Linked DNA regions of Homo sapiens: region 2 is linked to region 1. Evidence: read pairs that join two places in POLR2A ChIA-PET (ENCODE). Cell type or tissue: GM12878. All regions are shown on one strand.

Region 1 (2,500 bases):
AAGACCTTACCCCAAAACTGTCAGGCGTGGGGAAGCACCGAGTTAGCCAAGGCTGAAGCAGTGTGTTTCAGACTTCTCAGGGGCAGGTCCCCTCCAGGAGGTTTGCTGGAGCCAGAGGTTCCCAGGCTGGCTCCTGGGTCTCTGTACCCTGAGCTCACTGTGGGAATCTCCAGTCTGGCACCGTTCACCTGAGGCCTCACTGGAGCCCCCTCATGCAGGAGGGAGACATGGCAGGGGCACCAGGTCGTCAGCCCAGCCCAGTTCTACCTGCTGTTGCTACCTTTTGCCAAATTCCTTCTCAAAAGAAGCCTTTTCAGATTTCTTGCCTCTGGCTGCTGGTTTGCCCGGAGTGTATAGAAAGGAGCTAGTTTTGCACAAGAGACATTCCTGGGACCGATCTGGCCAGATAGACACTTGTGGCGTTTTCCTCAGCAGTTTACGCTGCAAACCCATGGACTCCTCAGCAACCATTCTTATTAGCCTGGGGTCACTCTGGGCGCTCTTGGAGCCCAAGCCAGAAACTGGGACTCTGGGTTTGTTCAGGCGGCCTGCTGTGCTTTGGCAGGGCTGTGTTGCTTCCTCTCTGCCCCCTTGTACATTCATGGCTCATGCCAGATCTCAGAGGATCCTGAGAACCTACCATGGGGGTCAGGCACTATTGCAGATGGGATAACTACCCTCCAGGATGGCTGAGGGGTCTCCATTTGCTAGATGAGGGCCCTGAGACTCAGGGAGAGGCCAGGTGCTGTGAGCAGCACAGCTTGGATTCACCCTCAGGGATGGGTGACTCCTGAAACCATGCTGTTTCCACTCCGCCAGGTTGCCTTTGTCTTCAACACAGCATCCAGCTGCCGTCGATCGATGTCAGGAAAATCAAGGAGTTCTGTTCTTTTTTTTTTTGAGATGGAGTTTCGCTATTGTCACCCAGGCCGGAGTGCAAGGTGTGATCTTTGTTCACTGCAACCTCCACCTCAGCCTCCCCAGTAGCTGGGATTACAGGCACCCGCCATCACACCCAGCAAATTTTTGTATTTTTAGTGGAGAAGATGGGGTTTCACCATGTTGGCCAGGCTAGTCTCAAACTCCTGACCTCAGGTGATCTGCTCAACTTGGCCTCACAAAATGCTGGGATTACAAGTGTGAGCGACCGCGCCCTGCCTCAAGGGGTTCTTTTCTGAGCATCCTTTGTGTGCAGTTGTTGGGCCCAGGAGGATAGTGCATGGTGGAGATGGCAGTGAAGTTGGAGCATGAGACTTGTCCTGAGCCTCTGCCCTCCCAACTGTAAGGTGGGTGCAGTGCACCCGCCCTAGGGCCAAATGATAGGATTCCCCCTCCACCCAAGAGGCCACCTCACCTGCCCTCCTACCCGCCCAAGGCAGGGCCTGGGGCCTCTGACACATCTCTGCTGGGAGCTGCCACCCATCTTTTTCTGGGGGATCCTCCAGTGGTCAGCTTGCTGCTTCCTGGGCAGGGCGGGGCATGGTAGATGGGTGCAGAGAGAACCCTCCTGTGGCAGTTTCACTTTCATTTCTGCCTCACACCCTGTTTCCATCCAACAGTCAAGGGCTGGGCTGCGGAGGTGAGGAAACATCCGGTCTCCACCCTGGGGTACTTGTCCTAGTGCAGGTTCCCAGGCCTCCCCCTCCCCTGGAATGAATCTGGGGTGGGCCGTGGCATCTTCTTTTTAAAAAACACCCCATTCATTCCTTTATGCACTTACATGCCACATACTTACTGAGTGCCTGCTGTATGCTGGGCACTCCTGGGTTCTGGGGATTGATACAGCAGTGAGCACCACAGTCTCCTGGAGCCCCAGGGTCAGTCTTAGGGAGAGCTTCAGGGCAGTTGTCTCACCACTGGGAGCTCTTGCCCACAGTGTGCTGGGTCACGTACCTCTCAGGGTCCTGGGCTCGTGAGTTTCTTCTTCTTCTTATTTTTTTTTTGAGATGGAGACGGAGTCTTGCTCTATTGCCCAGGCTGGAGTGCAGTGGTGCAATCTCACTGCAACCTCTGCCTCCCGGGTTCAAGCGATTCTCCTGCCTCAGCCTCCTGAGTAGCTGGGATTACAAGCACGCGCCACCACGCCCGGCTAATTTTTGTATTTTTAGTAGAGATGGGGTTTCACTGTGTTGGTCAGGCTGGTCTTGAACTCGTGATCTGCCCGTCTCAGCCTCCCAAAGTGCTGGGATTACAGGCGTAAGCCACCATGCCCGGCCCTATTTTTCTTTTTTTCTTTCTTTCTTTCTTTTTTTTTTTTTTTTTTGAGATGGAGTCTTGCTTTGTCGCCCAGGCTGGAGTGCAGTGGCGCGATCTTGGCTCACTGCAAGCTCCGCCTCCCAGGTTCATGCCATTCTTCTGCCTCAGCCTCCCGAGTAGCTGGGACTACAGGCGCCTGCCACCATGCCCGGCTAATTTTTTGTATTTTTAGTAGAGACAGGGTTTCACCGTGTTAGCCAGGATGGTCTCGATCTCCTGACCTCGTGATCCGCCCACCTCGGCC
Region 2 (2,500 bases), 87 kb before region 1:
CATGGACCAGTGATTTGCAACCCTGAGAGAATCATTTGAAGATTGCTTGGGGTCCATCCCAGAGATGTAACTGGTTGGAAAGGGACCCTGGCATTGTTTAAATGTAAGAAGTTTTCTTTGGGTAATTCTAATGTACATACAGCCACAGTCTAAGACCTATTCACTGCCTTAGAGGAAAGCATAAATACAAATGCATCATGATTCCCAATCATGGTCCAAAATTATATGGCACTTCTTTTTATGTTGGAAAATTTATTAAATGATGGCACATATTTGCTGCAAAGATGAGACATGGTATTGTGGTAAGTTTTTCTGCCAGTGTTTTGGAGATTGAGAATGTTAAATCCATCAAGATGGGAATCAACACTAGATAATCTTTTTTTATTATTTTTATTATTTTTTTGAGACAGAGCTTCGCTCTTGTTGCCCAGGCTGAAGTGCAATGGCGTGATCTCAGCTCACCGCAACCTCCACCTCCCGGGTTCAAGCAATTCTCCTGCGTCAGCCTCCCGAGTAACTGGGATTACAGGCATACACCACCACGCACGGCTAATTTTGTATTTTTAGTAGAGATGGGGTTTCACCATGTTCATCAGGCTGGTCTCGAACTCCCGACCTCAAGTGATCCGCCTGCCTCGGCCTCCCAAAGTGCTGGGATTATAGGCATGAGCCACCACGCCCAGCTGATAATCTTTAAAAAAAAAAAAAAAGACTAATCCTACTCACCATGAACAAATATGCTGGTTCCATGGCTTTGTGGGTACAGTTACTCATAGAAGCACTTTATCTGATGACTGCACTTCCCCAAAGAAAAGCTTTCTGTTAACTGTACAAATTTTGAAATAGAACCAAATTCTAACCTTCAAGGAATCACAACTTTTACTTTAAAACTGGTATTAAGAACAATTTAATATTAAAAAACGAGACAACTTAAAAACTGGTAGCATCTTTAAAACCAGAAAATTTACATGGGGACTAAAGCTCCATGAATTACATGATTCTGTAATTCAGTTTTCTGTTCCCTATACTGGCACTTTTGAAAAAATATCTGGCATGTTTTGGTGAAAAGTCTCAACAGGATTACTTCATTTCACATATAGTTGCAAATAAAATCACCTATCAAATCATTGTAGGATATAGCTCTATTTTTCTCATCTCTGGAAGCGAGTGTTTCCTAGTTATGAATCCTAGAATGTCCACTCCCTAAAATCCCTGAAGCACTTACTCTATTTGCCATTCATCTCACTAAGTAATCCTGTACTCACTGCTTTTTGTATTATGATGTGAACATGAAATAAATGGGCTGAGCACAGTGGCTCACACCTGTAATCCCAGCACTTTGGGAGGCCAAGGCGGGTGGATCACCTGAGGTCAGGAGTTTGAGACCAGCCTGGCCAACATGGCGAAACCCCATCTCTACTAAAAATACAAAAATTAGCCAGGTGTGGTGGCGTGCGCCTGTAATCCCAGCTACTTGGGAGACTGAGGCAGGAAAATCACTTGAACCCAGGAGGCAGAGGTTGCAGGGAGCCGAGACGTCATTGCACTCCAGCCTGAGCCGACAGAGCGAGACTCTGTCTCAAAAAAAAAAAAAAAAAAAAGAAAAGAAAAAAAAATGATGATCTGCTATCACACACAGGTCTCCTAACCATCAATTTCAACCTCTTCCTCAATCCAAGAGCTAACAGATTAAAAAATATATTTCACTTTTCCCTCTTTACCTTACCTAAAAAATGCTTTGAACTATTAAATAGCCACAAACCAGAAATAATCCACAACTTGGATAAATAGCTCCTAATCAAAAAGCAGATTAAACCTGCAATCTGAAATATAGTAATTACATTTGGAAATACTGAATTTACTACATTAATCCTACTCTAATTATTTTACTATTTCTTCTATCAAGGCAAAAGGCAATATAATCTTGAAAGATAGAGATGGACTGAACATTTGCTTACCAAATCCCAAAATACTAGAATTTGAAGTATAAAAAGAGATGAATCAACTTCATTAAGAAAACTTTGCAATACCAGTGGCAACCTCACAAACCTTGCATTACATAACCTTTTTTTTTTTTTTTTTTTTTTTTTGCAATGGAATCTTGCTCTTGTGGCCCATGCGATCTTGGCTCACTGCCACTCTCCCTCCTGGGTTCAAGCGATTCTCCTCCCTCAGCCTCCTGAGTAGCTGGGATTACAGGCATGCACCACCAGCCGTGGCTAATTTTTCTATTTTTAGTAGAGACAGGGTTTCACCACGTTGGCCAGGCTGGTCTTGAACTCCTGGCTTCAAGTGATCTGCCCACCTCAGACTCCCAAAGTGCTGGGAGTAGCATGAGCCACCCCTTTTTAATAGAAATGGGGTCTCGCCATGTTGCCCAGGCTGGTCATGAACTCCTGGGCTCAGGCTATCCTCCCATCTCTGCCTCCCAAAGTGCTAGGATTACAGATGCCACCACTCCCAGCCTACATAAAGCATTTATAAAACAAAACAAAACTGA

What was found. Peaks named below come from ENCODE experiments on the same cell type or tissue, not always from the same donor. Only the 100,000 strongest peaks of a DNase experiment are listed, where the experiment ranks them.
Region 2: POLR2A ChIA-PET joins it to region 1 with 6 read pairs; 21 of 35 experiments call an interaction of 5 or more read pairs at or near these places.

Annotation. Positions count from the first base shown.
Region 1 is chr14:93,102,863-93,105,362 of GRCh38, reverse strand. All of the region lies in intron 2 of ITPK1 (inositol-tetrakisphosphate 1-kinase), which reads left to right. Among named protein-coding and RNA genes, the nearest start is that of ITPK1, 12 kb to the left of the region's middle. In GM12878, no CTCF peak of the experiment used is centred here; a DNase peak (open chromatin) is centred at 1,542; H3K4me3 peaks cover 670 bases; H3K27ac peaks cover 1,454 bases.
Region 2 is chr14:93,189,501-93,192,000 of GRCh38, reverse strand. No RefSeq gene overlaps it. Among named protein-coding and RNA genes, the nearest start is that of LYSET, 5.4 kb to the right of the region's middle. In GM12878, no CTCF peak of the experiment used is centred here; no DNase peak of the experiment used is centred here.